Regions from separate parts of the Mus musculus genome. Here region 2 is linked to region 1. The links are chromatin loops, found by intact Hi-C in ENCODE. Cell type or tissue: left cerebral cortex. All regions are shown on one strand. Links, peaks and the distances in the headings refer to the core of each region. The heading gives the core; the rest is flanking DNA. Region 1 has its middle 170 kb from the start of Gm30633. Region 2 has its middle 69 kb from the start of Gm51564.

The links. A loop is a pair of places that touch in the nucleus more often than their neighbours do. Peaks named below come from ENCODE experiments on the same cell type or tissue, not always from the same donor. Only the 100,000 strongest peaks of a DNase experiment are listed, where the experiment ranks them.
Region 2: a loop joins it to region 1, with 6 times the contacts of the local background. A loop is called at or near these places in 2 of 42 quality-filtered maps.

The regions. Positions count from the first base shown.
Region 1 is chr8:24,211,288-24,219,053 of GRCm38, forward strand. No RefSeq gene overlaps it. Among named protein-coding and RNA genes, the nearest start is that of Gm30633, 170 kb to the right of the region's middle. In left cerebral cortex, for the core only: no CTCF peak of the experiment used is centred there; DNase peaks (open chromatin) are centred at 3,210, 4,451, 4,605 and 5,589; H3K27ac peaks cover 4,732 bases.
Region 2 is chr8:24,110,772-24,118,537 of GRCm38, forward strand. No RefSeq gene overlaps it. Among named protein-coding and RNA genes, the nearest start is that of Gm51564, 69 kb to the left of the region's middle. In left cerebral cortex, for the core only: no CTCF peak of the experiment used is centred there; a DNase peak (open chromatin) is centred at 3,779; H3K27ac peaks cover 112 bases.

The sequences.
Region 1 (7,766 bases), core at 1,737-6,736:
AGCCATATCCTTGAAGACAAGCTGTGGGTGCTACCAAGGCCAGAGCTGGAGACGTGACTCATGCTTCCTAAAGGAGCCCAGAAAATTGTGACTGAATTTCAGATATTGCTCATTGAATTATTTACAGTTAGAATTTGGTTTTGCTTTGTGCAGTTTGTGACTGTGCCCTGGTTGTTCTTCCCTCTTGAGGTAAACTCTTTAACTTATTTTTTATTTTACAGGAGCCCATAGTTGAGATTTGTTTGTTTGTTTGTTTGTTGTTTTGGGTTTTGGCAGGTTTTTATTATTTATTTATTTGTTTATTTATTTATTTATTTATTTATTTATTTATTTTGGTTTTTCAAGACATGATTTCTCTGTCTTCTCAGAGCCTTGGCTGTCCTAAACTCATTTTGTAGACCAGACTGACCTTGAACTCAGAGATCCACTTGCCTCTGCCTCCTGAGTGCTGGGATTAAAGGCATGTGTCACCATGCCCGACTGAGACTAGATATTTTTATTAAAGATTTAAAGTGTTTGAATTTGTAAGGCTATGGGGCATTTTAAGTTTGTAAAATGTTTTATATTGTTATATCTTTATCAATATGTGATGTTGAGGATGAACAAGAAAAGGAAAAATGTGGCTTAACGGTGATGTGTCTGTGTGTCAAGCTGGCAAGGGGTCAGTTGTACTGGACAGTTTTACATCAACTGAATATACACTAAAGTCATCTGAAATGAGGGACTCTCAACTGAGAAAATGCCTCAGTCAGATCCAGCTCTAGGCAAGCCTGTAGGACATTTTCTTAATTAGTGATTGGGGAGGTGTATAGTGCCATCCCTGGGCTGGTAGTCTTGAGTTCTATAATAAGCAGGCTGAATAATCTACGAAAAACAAGCCAGTAAGCAGCATCCTCCATTGCCTCTGCATCAACTCCTGCCTTTGGGTCCCTGCCCTGTCTGTGAGTTCCTGCCTTGGCTTCCTTCAGTGATAGACTACAATGTGGAAGTGTAAGCCAAATAAACCTTTTCCACCCTCAACTTGCTTTTGGTTGTGGTGTTTCATCACAGCACTGGAAACTGTAGTTCAGACAGGCAGGACTAGAGGGACACTGGTTGGAGGAGGAAGAGAAGAACATGGCACTTGCCCAGTGTCAGGCCACCTGTCTTTAGGACAAGCTGCCATCTATTACAAAACCTGAGGGATAAACACATGTTATTTCACACAACAGATCCCTGGGAATGCTCATGTAACATTCCTTGTGAGCTGCTCAGGGATGGCCTAAGTGTATTAATCTACACACCTTCATCTTATAAATGGGTGTAACTCTCCCTATTTTGAAGATTAAAAAAAAAAATCTACAGAGAAAAAGCTGCATACCGTGTAACTCAGAGGATCTGGAACCACAACAGGAATCAGGCCATGTGCCTGTTTACTTCATAGCTACTGGCTCAGATCTGGGCCATGACTAAAGATATGAGTCTCCCTTCTCCCTCCCTTCTTTTCTTTTTGCATGACTCATTTCAACCTGCCCTAAAAATTGGGTTTTTACATTTTCTTTACAAGAGTGTTCAGGGCCACTTGGATCATCAATAAACTGTGAAATTGTACAAATGGACACAATGATGTGTTGATGCAAGACTCATATTCTAACAGCCCAAATGCATTTTTTTTGATCCTTCACTTGGGGCATGGCCATGTGTCTTGTATGGTAAGCAGTGTACCATAAAACAATGGCATTTGTCCAGAAGCCGACCAACATGTAGTTCAGCTGACAGCATGGCAGAACTATTTTAGAAGATGAGCCACAGCTGAGATTTTTCTTATGAATAATATTTCTTTCTTTGCTTCAAAATCCTAAAGAATGTGGGTGTGGTTCTTCCTAGAAACTTTAGAAAGCTGAATTTCTAGGAGACCCATGGGGGGAGGGCCGTTCAACACCTCAGTTGTTCACACCTGAGACCTAAGGAACCCAAAATATAAACCTGTGCATGGGTCTTGGAGAATAGGGGACACATAGGATACAAAGGTGATGGATGGAACAAGAGAGTCAAAGATGCTTGGTGCCATCTTACAAAGATGTAAGAGTGGTCTTTATACAGTCTACTCATGCCCAAACGGAATAGAAGATTTAAGAATGACTGATGGTAAACAGGGTTTATGAAATGTGGCACCCTGCTCTCTTATTGTCCGGAATGAAGTAGCAATAAAAAATCTCCCACACCAGCTGTAATGTTATTATGGGAAATTGTAGGGAGATGATTTCTGCTGCCCATTTTAGGAGGTTCTGATGGTGGTAACTCTGGTGGTCATTGGGACCCCCAAGCATTTACAATATCATTTCATTCTGGAACTACCCTTTTTATTGCAACCTGGTGCAGAAGGTATTAATCTTAGGTCTTTCTAAAAATATAGATAGAGTTGGGGGACTTAGAAAGAATTATTCTCTGAAGCCACAATAGTAGCCAATAATGGAATAATTAGTATCTAGGTACAGCCCATTTAACGTCTTTATGTAACAAACTAACAAAGAAATGCTTGGAGCATAGGAAGTGGACATGGATTGGAAAAGGGGGTGGGGTGGAGTGGGGTGGCAGCAGCTTTTTTCTGACACTGCTGATTTGGATAACGGCTTGCACATGCTGGAGATCAATGTGGAGTCCTCTGTGCATGTGAAGGAGAGAGCGTGTTAAGCCTTTGACACGCCATATCACCCAACTGTGCCCACGAAAGGCACAATGGGATCCTCATAGAGTCCTACTCACATAATGAGCCACTCAGCAAAGTCTTTTCTTTACTGCACCCCTGCTTCTGTGTTCCCCAGATACATCTTCAGGTGGGTGTCAACCCAAGCCAGAGGAACTTTGTTCAAACCCAGCAACAAGAGCAGAGAGCTTCTCTAAGTGGAGAATCCCAGGATGGTGGTGGCCAGATGCACACTGAACCCAAATCTGCTCAGAACAGCAGGCCAGGTGAGCCAGAGGCAGGGATCAAAGCAAAGTCTTTGGAATCAGAAAACCAAGGTCAAGCAAATGAGGACTGGGGCAACACAGACAGGCAACATATGTAGCTGTCCTAAATACAGCTTGGTGGGTGGGATTGTCTCTGCCAGCCTAGGCAGCATGCTTAACGTGTGGGTTCTATATAAAAGAACAGACGTGGCTAGCCTTTCTGCTCTATGATGTTTTATGCTCGCCAGCTAGAGCATTCTATCCCCTTCTTTGTAAAGCCTTTTCCCCAAGCCACTAGCTGCTCATATGGAAGCTGTGCTGATACATCTGTCTGTTCCCTAGGCATTAGCACAGCCCACGTGGCTCTGGCTCTGTGCCCCATCTCCCCATTGCTCAGATCCAGTTTTGTTTTCTCCTGTTTTCACTGGGATACATTGTATCATCTGTAGAGGCAGTTGTATGTGTAAGAGGGCATCTTCCCAGGACAAGAGATACTTGCTTTAGCCTTAGTTTGAAAGAAAGGAGTATTGCTCAAAGTTACCTTTGTTTGTTTGTTCATTTATCTTTTGTTTTGTTTTGATTTGTGTTCTGACTATTGTCTCTTAAATCAACCCAGCTGGAGCCTTTCAATTGTCCGTGTTTCAAGACCATCCATAAAAGACAAGTCTTCTAGTTTTTTGGTAGGTTGCTGAGTTCCAGCTACTGGGAGTCATTGATTAGAGAATGAACCACAGAAGGATGGGATAGAAGTCAAGGGACCTCTCTTCCCTCTGTTTGGGAAGTCTATGGAAATGTGTTGGCATCTGCTCCTTCCAAGCAACCCCTCTTCTGGTCCAGTGGCTACAGGAAGTCTTGGCATGAACCTAGCTTCCCCTAGTAAGACCATCTTCATCCAGATGCTCTCTGGTCATAAAGTTGTGGGTTGTTTCCTCCTCTAGAGTCTCTGGATTCCAACACAATCCTCTCTCTGAGAGTTTCAGGTCCTCCAATTATCTTTATAACTATGTTTCTGTTGGCTGGAATTTGGAGTATGCAGGTGTGTGTGTGTGTGTGTGTGTGTGTGTGTGTGTGTGTGTGTACATGTGCACATGAATAGACACAAGACACAGACAATAGATACAACAGGGGTAGGAAAGGAGAAAGAGACAAAAGATTACAGAGAACTGGGTTGGATCTCAGAGTTGCAGGCATCACAGGACAGATAAGAGTGAATACCTCCAGGCTCCAAATGTGGCAGCCACTAGCCTCACTGCCATGGAGCCCAGACCTAGTCCAGCCCGTTACCAGAAAGGAGGTTATTCTGGGTCACCTTCCTTTCATCGAGTCATCTAGAAATGACTTATTTTCAGGCATCTTTGTTAAGATTCAAATGCTGTCATAAAATATCTTCATCACAATAAAAATGCAAAGTGCAGAGCTGTGGTTCTGCACCATGTCACAGAGGGACGCAGAGACATCATTCAAATGTGTTTGGGCCAGTTACTGCACATGCGCTTGCAGGCTGATGGGAAGTTAAAAATAGCACACTCCATTAACAGGGAGAAAAAAGAAAAGAGTCTTCTCCAACTAAGTAAGTGCCTTCTCTTTGTCCTTATTTTATAGACACAAGCCCCCTCCAGATTCTGAGCAAACTTGCATTTTGATTTTCAGCAAGTGTTTGGACCTAGCAGCACACAGCTGCAATGTGAGGCAACCCGGGAAACCGCAAAGACACAAACAGAGCTAGAAGCAGCAGAGAATGAGGCAGCCTTCCCTCCCCCGGACAGCCTGCCATCTCCTTATGATCTTTAAAGATCATATCTATCACGTATCTTTAAGAGGGTGTATTGCCCGGGCTCTCTGGGGTCACAGAGGAGTTTTAATATAAGGATATATGGCAGTATTGGGAAGCAGTAGTAACTGAAACACGTTGTGGTAAGTTCAAGTTGTTAATGATTTGGATTCTGTTTTTAAAATGAGAGCATCTCATTTATATTACAAATGGGGAGCTCAGATCCACACACCCCCTCCCCAGAAGCAAGAGATGTGTTCAGATTTACTCTCTCTCTAGAGGTCTTTAACTCTGGCTTGGGATAGTACTAGACCAACAGAGGCAGGTCTAAGAACTTCAACTGAAGGGACAAGCCCTGGGGATTATGAATTCCAGTTTATCCTGGACAGGTTCAAGGGATGGAAAGGTCATATACTTATATAGTCTGTCTGAAGTTATTTCCTTATCAGGCAATTGGAAATAAAATCATAAACTATAAACTACATCATAAGGTACTAAAATGAGTTCATGTACACACACACACACACACACACACACACACACACACAAATATGTTCCCATGTCAGGAGAGCAAAGAGATATAATCAAACTCTGAGGGTTACATAATAAAATTTGATCATTTTAGGCTAAACACAGTCTGAATTGCTGCCATGTTAGCCCCAAAAATCTATCTTAGAGAGTCCCTACGTGATGAACCTGGCTGTGTTTCAACAGAACTATATCAAAGGCTGGCTCCAGCTTGAGGCCCTTAACTGCCAGGCCTGGGTCAGGGCTCCCACTGTATTCAGCCACCACCACCCCCCTTCTCAACCACCTCTTTTCTGGGTACAGGACTTGTGAGTCAGCCCAGGCCTTATTTTTGGAGCACCAGCTTTTTAAAGCCAAACATAGCTCACTGGAGGGGTTTAAAATACATAGTCATCTGCACAGAGGGGAGGAAAGCTCACAGTACATTTGTAACCAGAGTCACAGCTATCTTCTTGGTGAGTGTGTGTGTGTGTGTGTGTGTGTGTGTGTGTGTGTGCCCGCGCACACGCGCACGTATTTTGGCTCATAACCTATATAGAAATGACACAGGAGAGAGAACGTAGCCGTGGATTTCACTGAACTGTGATATAAGGCTAGGTAGCACCAGAAGCAACACTTCTGCCTCCACCTCTAACTTCTTACCACCCACTCACATTGATTTTTCCCTTGTCACTCTAAGATTATGAAGAAGTTTTGGCAGATCGAGGTGGAAACAGTTGGTGACCTTCCCTCACAGACCTGGCTGTTTGAAGACTTGAAGTCTGCCACGGGTTAGATCTTGTATGTTCCCCAAAGTCCTGAGTGCCCAAGGCTTAGTCCCCAAGCTGGTAGACCAGGAGGTGGTAGAGATATTTGATGTTAATGATGGGTGGACAGTCTTTGGATCACTGAAGGTATGGTCGACCTTGAGGGGAATAGCACACCCTGACTCCCTCTTCATGTTGTCTCTTCTTCCTGGCCAAGAGATGAGAGGGGGTTTCTCCAGTGTGTGCACCTGCCTTGATCAACCACTTCTACACAGCCCCAAAGCATGGGTTAACCTCTGAACTCTTTAGAAGGTTGAACCTCTAAACAGAGAACCTTTTCTCTTTATAAGGTGATGGTCTCGGTCATTTCTTATAGTAACTAAAACCTGACTTACACACAGAGCTACACGTTGAGCATCATCCTGGACATTTAACACGAGGGGGCAAAGGTCATGGACGAACCAGAACATCCATGTGCAATATTTGGTTCATACGTTTTGACCTTTCAAAAATAGTCAAACGAGCTCATTTGCTGCTGTGTTTAACAAACTCAACCAATGTCCTCATGTCCTCAGCCTGAGGAAAGGGACATTCAAGAGTGCCCCAGCTTGCCCTCAGAGTGTACCATGTCTGTCTTGTCCACGCCGGGCCTATTGTTTCACCAGGTCCTTGCCCGAGTGTCATGGAGTCAGTCTTCTTCAAGGAGAGTGACTGCTGGAAGCCGTGTCTGTTAATTTAAACTGAGGAGCAATTTGAATATTCTGGGATGGCTGGGAGACACACAAAACATCTCTGGTGAGTTCTAAAGTCGGGCAGTACTGAATGGATCATCTCTCAGGCCATTGTTTGGTTAATCTGTGAGGAAGCTAGAATTAGTCTTCCTCAGGAGAAAATAATATGAATTTGTACGCAGATTTGAGTATGTTCGCCTTCACGGTGTGCACTGGGGTCACCTTGAGACACAGGAGTCAACATCTACGACAGGCTTGAAAAGAAGGACGCACATGGCCTGGACAGCAACTTCGTCTTGACCTCATAAAGAAGCTGTGCCCTGGGATCAGAGCAACTGTGTTAAAATGCTGAAGACCATGCTTTGGCTCACAGAATAAAGAGCTTAACCATAAACTGCACTCTTACATGGACCACATGATCTTGCTGTAAGAAAAAAAAAAAAAAAACCAACTAGCTCCAGGATGGGCTTGATCCCTGGAGAAAAGTTCAGAGCTGCTTAAGAAAGTACTTTCCTGTCTCAAGGAGCCAGACATTGAGCGTCGTCTTGGACATCAAACACAAGAGTGCAAAGGTCGTGGAGAAGCCAAAACGTCCATCTGCAATATTTGGTTCAAAGGCTTTGCCCTCTCAAAAACAGTCAGCTACCACCATAGAAATTGTAAGAAATGAGTCCTGATGGAAAGTCTACACAGAGAGCGCACATGAATGAACTAAGGTCACTGTCGCCGTGAGCAGGTTGACACAAAGTAATACAGTCTCTTTGCTCTCTGCTCTGACCTCCTATGATGAATGGCTGTGAAATCAGTCCCCAAAAAGAAGCTTGCCCTTACACAGGCTGGTCTCCAGAGATGTGCACCAAGTAAACTTTTATTCGTCCTAAGTTTCCAAGTCTGCAGAGCTCTGTTACTGGCAACTGGAAATGGACTAAGACATACATGACTAACACAACACCCATACTTATGTTAGGATATGGTCTTACACCTGTTTCTGTCATCCACCTGCAGCCAGCCTGAGTTGAAGTGTAACTCAGGAGTCATGGAGAAGCAAGAATAGCCTGA
Region 2 (7,766 bases), core at 1,140-6,139, 100 kb before region 1:
CTGCCTGGTGTAACTCTTACTAGAAGAAGACAAGAAGCAGTGAAGAGAAGAAGAGAAGGAGCTGAGCTGAGGCTCCTGCCCTCCTCAGCGCAGCTGGGCATAGCCTCCCTTGGGAGCTGCAATGCCTCTGCTGAGGAGACTTCCTCTCAGAGCTATGTGGTTCCTGAGCTTCCGTGCCTCAGGATAACTTTCCATTGGGACACTGTCCAACCTCAGAGCTATATGATGCCTGGGCCTCCGAGTCCAGGGCACCTTCACATCCGAGCACAAAGGCCAACAATACCATCATAATTCAACTGAAGAGGCAGTTGAAAATCTTTTTCTTACCTATGTATTTGACAGAGTTATTTTCTAGACGAAATTAAAAAATCCAAAACTAAACATCAAGGAACAAAACCAACAAAATTGATACATGGGTTATAACAGAAAACACAGAGTATATATAACACATGGGCAAAACCGTTCTCAAAGATGAAACACAAACCGATGAGAAACATTAAGTTTTTTCAACATCTTTTACCATCAGAGAAATGCAAATTGAAAGCACATTGAGATTTCATCTTACCCTAGTAAGAATGGCTAAAACGAAAGACAATAAATGCTGGTGTGGGTTTAGGGACAGGGGAACACTAACTCTCTGCAGGTAATAGTACAATCAGCACAGCCAGTATGGAAATCCGTATGGAGCTTCCTCACAAAGCTATAAATAGACCCACCACATAATCTGGTTATAACACTCTTGGGCATATCCCCAAAAGACTCTCCATTTCTCCATAGCTATACCTACTCATTCATATTCATTGCTGTCCTATTCACAACTGCCAGGAAACAGAAGCCGCCAAGATGTCCATTAACTCATGAATGGTTAATGAAAATGTGGTAGATGGACGCAATGGAATTAGATTCCGCTGTTAAGAAAAAAGAAATTATGAAATTCACAGGTAAATGGATGGAGCCAGGAATAATCATTTTGAGTGACATAACCTAGACCTAAAAAGACAAAGGTTGAATGTTTTCCCATATGGGTGCTCTCTCTCTCTCTCTCTCTCTCTCTCTCTCTCTCTCTCTCTCTCTCTGTCTCTGTCTCTCTCTCTCATTGAGTTGCTTGTGGCTTTCAGGGCTTTAAACTTTGGGATTGTCATCATAGTGACAGTGATATTCAGGACTTAGGACTTTGGGTCTTTCGGGACATTAGCATTCAGGATGTGGAACGGATACTGACGCTATTAAGAATCCTGTGCATCTAGGACAGCCTCCTGAAGGGTATCTAGTCAGTCAAGAAGACAGCTGACCGTTGACCTGCAGTGCTTTGCTACATCATGTGTTTTGACATTTTGAGGTGCTGGTAGGTGGACACAAGGCCAGAAATTGGGCCTTTATAACCAACATTAACCTCAAATCAAGGTAATGGTATCCATTGTGAAGAGGGTTCATGATGGTTCATTAGGAAAATCCAAGCATTGTCCCAGGGATCAAGTCAAAGACTACCTGACAGGGATCATGGGGCTCAAGGAGAAATTTTCAATCTGAAATTTTCCTATTTCCAGCCTCTACTCCTTCTTCAATCCAATCTTTTAATATCTACAGCATGCTATAATGATTACAGAAGAAGATAAATGATGGGTGATGACAATATATGAACCTGATAATAGAAAGAAATTAATCAATAGTCAAGGATTCTGTTAGAAGGCTTGTATTGTGAAAGCTGAATCCTAGAGAAGAGATTACATATACTACTGCCTAATACATTTGTTAGATAAAACCCTGAGGGGCTGTCTTTGAACTTTTCCCTATTTTATCAAGGTCCTCCCTGTCCTGTGATCTTCCCAAGTCCTCCTGTGATGTCCAGTCTGCCTCAGTTAGTACTGGTGAGGTTGTTTCCCGATCCTGTCCTGCCAATACTTTCTCTGAGTTCAGACCTGCATTTTTGTGATGATCCTTTTACTACACAGAGCTTACTAAGGAGGTCATAGTTCCTCTTATGAACTGGAAAAGCATACGACCTACGTCCATCGTTCCTATGGTCATCATGTGCTGGATTCAGGAATGACTCTCAGAGCTAGTAAAGATGGTTCATTGGTTCAGAGAGCTGGATGCTCTTCCAGAGGACCGGGGTTCAATTCCCAGCACCAACATGGCAGCTCACAACTGTCTGTAACTCGAGTTTCCGGGGAATCTTAATACCCTCACGCAGACATGATTGCAGACAAAAGGCAAGCGCAGCTAAAAGAAAATGAAAAATAAAGTCTTTAAATGGAGAAATTACTCTCCAGCATTTGAAGTGAACAGGAGCATGCTATAGTCAAAGTAACACCCCAACCTCTCCAAAACTTACTCTAAACACGGTTCTGAGGATAAACGTGGCTATACAAGAACTTCCTTTCCCTGCTTTGCTTTCCAAATCAGTAGGAGTAGCACAGTCCCTGATGCTCAATTTGTAAAGATTCAGTGAATCTGTATGTTACAGTGAATAATATCACAATCAGACCCCGAGCCCCCTGAAGCTGTTAAGCCTCGATATATATGTTTTTAATATTAGTTGATGTGGATTTAATATAAACCAAGTATCCCAGTTAATTAAATGTGTTGCTAGGAAAAATTTCAAAGCTTAATTCAAAGTCATATTCAAAGGCCTTGGGTGCCATTTTAATATCACTGGAGTATTGTTGGTTCATCTTGGATGAGTAATAAGGACTGAGAGTAGACAGTGAATAGTTGCGGTTTTTCTCATTTCCTCAAACCATCTACTTACTGAACAACATCAACTCTTTAAAACATCTTCCTTATATCCCCTTCCCCCTCCCCCCCCCCCCCCCCCGCGCCTTCCTTCGGAATCTAAACAAAACCACACATTATACTATTATAAAGCACAGGAGGGTGGCAGCAGTTTGCAGCAGTTTAGTATGTATTTCATAAAGAGCTGTAAGAGATGGGTTTGAACGCCCTAAATGCAAAGGAGCAATCGATGCTAGAGGCAATGGAGGGGCTGGTTGTTCTGCTTCCATGGTTACACGATGCATGCACGCATTAAATAGCACACGTGCAATTATTCTGTCAAATCCGGAGTTAAAAAGAGGCTAAGTGTGGTGTCACATGTCTTCAGCAGGAGGGTAGAAACCATTTGGCACTGGACATAAAGCTAAACAACTTGATAATTGCCCTGCTAGGTTTTGGTCTGGCTTTAGTCCAGTGTTTCCCCCCCCACTGTGTCCCAATTCCTTCACTTCAGAATGGTGATGTAAATTCTGTGCTGTTAAGGGTTGGAATCATACAGTTTTTCCCCCCTTTGGCTTTACGGGGGTTATAATTAAGAGATTTCATTGAGTGCCAGTATAAACTTTGAACACTGAACTGTAAACTTTGGGGACATCTGAAGTTGGACTCAATATATTATAGTATATAATAGCTTCATGCTGTTATCAAAGACTATAAAAGCCATGGAGTGGAATGGGGCAATTTGAGTGAGATGAGATGACCCCCACATTGTCAGACATTTTAATACTTGTTCCCCAGTTGGTGGTGCTGTTTGGGGAGGCTCAGGAGGTATATAACCTTGCTGAAGAAAATTTGTCACTAGGGAGTCAGCTTTGAGGTTTCAAAAATGACTCCATTCCAAGTTTGCGCTCTCCATTACTTGATTGCTGTTTGAGGCATGCGCTCCTGAGTGCTCCTGCTGCCCTGCTCCCCTGTTGTTATGGTGATGGGATTCCAGTCCTTCTTGAATCACAAACCCCCAATAACCCTTTTCTTCTATAAGTTGCCTTGGTTATCTCAGAACCCGTAACAGAGATCTATAATTATAACAGACTCTGAAACATAGCTTTTGAAATCCTGGCAGAAAAAAAATCCTGTATTCCGTCATCAGACCGCATTTTTTAATTTAGGAGAAAAAAAAAAGAGTTTTCATACAATCTATTTTGGTCATATTTTCCAGTTCCCCAACTTTTCCCAGATCCTCTCCACTCAAGCAGAGATCATGCTCTGTGTTTTTAAAATAAAAATAAACAATCAATCCCTACCCCACAAAATCACAAAAATGGAAATCCAGAGTGAGGGGAAAAGCCCAAACAAATCAAAATGAGACAAAAAGCCTATAGACATGTCATTGTGTTCATTTTGTGTTGGTCAACCACTTCTGGGCATGAAGCCTCCCCTAAATGTGGCTGATCTACCCAACAGGAGAACCTTGGAGAAAGCTGACTTCTCCTTTGCCAGGTGGAATCCCTTATAGGGAGCTTCTCACCCAGGGATGAGAGCTTGTGTCTCCTTCCTTCTCCCAATGCACCTTGTTTGGCTTAAACCACTGCAGCCTTATGTGTTTTTCCCCCAGTCTCTGTAAGCTCATAGGTGCACCAGTCTTGTATCCCTTAGATACCATTTACTTCCAATCATCCATCACCTCTGGCTTTTACAATCTTTTTGCCTCTTCTTCATGGATCTCTAAGCTGGAGAGGAGGCATTTGATGAAGACATCCCATTTAGCACTGAGTCTCCCAAAGTCTCTTACTCTCCTCACATTTTCTGTTTATGTGTCTCTGTGTTAGTTCCCATCTACTGCAATAGAAGCTTCTCTCATGAGGGCTGATACAGGCAGTGATCTATATGGGAATAGCAGTGTGCCATTTTATTGTTGTTTCTTTATAGTATTAGGTTTTCCCTAGACTATGACCTATCTAGTCCCAGATTCTTGGCTTTATTAACAATGTCAAATATGGATTCCATTTCACGAAGTAGACCGAATCACACAGGATGCTTTCTAATATGGTAAATGATAGTTAATAGAAGTGAATCTTCTCGTTAGATACCAGCTAAACGTCTCCATTTTTGATGATGTAAGTGTTGCCTTTGGCATCAGGACATCATGAACACATTGTAGACATCAACCAACAACCTTGGCAATCACCTATGATGCTTGGGGATCTCTGTAGGGTCTCTTTGTCCAAGAGTCAACGAGATATATAACCCACTCCTGACACTGGAGGCTTGACTTTTTTGGCATGTCTAGATGTGGCACCGTTTTCCCTATTACTTGGTGACTGTGTTTAGAAATCTTTCACATGTATACCTATTTTAGGAAGCTTCTATAGCAGTAGGTTTCCATCAAACAGGGTTTAGTGTTAGTTGTGCCTCTCTCTTGATACTCTCTCCTCTGTGCTCCTCTTCCATCCCCCTCCCTGCTCAACCCTTCCATTCTAGTTTACCCTTTGTCTCTTCACAAAAAGTACATTGTATTTTCTGATTCCCTGGACATCTTTTCCATCCCCAACCCCCCGTCCCTTATTAGGTACCTAACCTCTGTGATGTTTATTCAGACTGTATCAGTATCAAAGATATAAAGTCCAGAATTTACATATAAGAGAAAAATATACTAATTGCCCTTTTGTGTCTGGGTTACCTCACTCAAGAAGTACTTATTTCTAGTTCTATCTATTTACCTTAGAATTTCATGATTTTATTTTTTTCTTAGCAGCTAAATGATATTCCATTGTGTAAATGTAACACATTTCCATCATCTATTCATCAGTTCATGGACATTTAGGCTTTAGTGAAGAGAATCCATGAACATGGATGAGAAGTATCTTTGTAGTAGGATGCTGAGTCCTATGTTTAAGAGTGGCTATTATAGCTGGATTTTGAGGTTGATCATTTCACAGCTTACGGAGGTCACAGGTCATAGTGACAATACAACTTCGGATTCCCACCAGCAATGAATAGTGTCCCATTTTGTCCACATCCTTGCCAGTATGAGGTGCCATTTGCTTTTTTGATCTTGGCTATTTCTACGGGGTATAAGACAAAGTCTCAAAATAGATTTAATTTTCATTTGCATGATGACTAAGGATGATGCCCTTGTTTCTTGGCCATTTGTGTTTCATCTTCTGTGAATTCTCTGCTTAGTTCTGTGCCCCATTTTAAAACTGGGTTATTTGTTTTTATGATGGTTGGGAGTTTTTTGTATATTTTAGAAACTAATCTTTTATCTGAGGCATAAATAAAAAGGTTTTCTCTTATCCCGTTCTGAAGCCTGCTCCATTCCCCCAAATGATGGTGGGCTTTGCGGGGCCGAAGCTTCCCAGTGTCATGAGGTCCCACTTATTAATTGTTGGTCTTAGTGCTGGGCTAGGAGTGTTCTGTTCAGAAAGTCCTTTCCTGTGCCAAGGAGTTTAAATCTACTCTGTTTTCTCTTCTGTCAGATTCAGGTTCTCTGGTCTTATGTTGAGATCTTTGATGCATTTGGAACTGAGTTTTGTGCAGGGTGATAAATATGGATCTATTTGCACTCTTCTTCATGGAGCCCCCCAACTGCACCAGCAGTATTTTTTTGAAGATGCTGTCTTTCTCCAGTGTGCATTTTGAACTTCTTTGTCAAAACTCAGGTGACTGTATGTTTGTGGACTTATATCTAAACCTTTAATTCAATTAGATCAATGTGTCTGTTTTTATGACAATAACATGTTATTTTTATTACTATAACTCTACAGGGAAACTTGAAGTCAGGGATGGAGATACTGCTAGAATTTCTTCTATTATCTAGGATTGTTTTAGCTATGTTTTTTTTTTTTTTTTGGGCGGGGGTGGTGTTTGTTTGTTGCTATATAAAGTTGAAGATTATTTTTGCAGTTTCTGTGGAGAATTTGTGCTGAAACTTTGATGGAGATTGCATTTAATTTGTTGATTGATTTTTGTAGGATGGCCACTTTCACAATAATAATCCTACCGATCCATGAGTTGGATCATCCATCTTTTAGTGTCTTCTAGTGTCTTCTTCAATTTCTTTCTTCTGTGTCTTAAAGTTTTTGTTATACAAGTCTTTCACTTATTTGGTTAGACATATCCCAAGGTATTTTTGAGGCTATTGTGAAAGGTACTGTCTCCCTGACTTTTTGTCAGTCTGCTTGTCAGTGGTATATAGAAAGACCATTGATTTTTATGTGTTTTATATCATGCCACAATGCTGAAAGTGTTTATCAGCTGTAGAAGTTTTCCAATGTATTTTTACTGGTCTTGTATGTATAGAATATTCATATCTGCAAATATTGGAAAAGCAAGGATGCTTTGACATCTTCCTTTTCCTGTTTGTATCCCTTTGATCTCCTTCAGTTGACTTTTAAAAATTATTTATTGATTTATTTATGTCTGAGCTTGTGTGTGTGTGTGTGCGTGTGTATGTGCCCCTGTGTGTGAGTTTATGTGCACCACATGTGTGCAGAAGCCCTTGAAGGCCAGAGAAAGGTATGATATCAGATCCCTTGGAGCTGGAGATCTAGATGGTAATGAGCTATTATGTGGGTGCTGGGAACTGAATTGGGGTCCACCGTTCCTTCAGTTGTCTTATTGATGTAGCTAAGACCTCAAGTGTTCTATTGAATAGATATGGAGAGAGTAGACATCCTTGTCTTATTCCTGAATTTTGTTGAGGTATTTTCATTTCTCTCCATTTAGATTGATGTCAACTGTGGGATTCCTCTAAGTTGCCTTTATTTTGGTGAGGTATGTACGCTGTATCCCTAGTCTCTCCAAGAGTTTTATCCTGAAGGAATGTTGGGCTTTGCCAATGGCCTTTTCTGCATCTAACGAGATGATCATATGGCCTTTGTCTTTCAGTCTGTTTATGTAGTGAATTATGTTTAGTGATTTACCCATGTTGAACCATTCTTGCTTCTCTGGTTTGAATCCAAGTTCATCATAGTGGGTAGTCTTTTTGATGTCTTCTTGGATTGGTTTACAATTCTTTTGTTAAAAGTTTGGACTTAAGTTCATAAGGG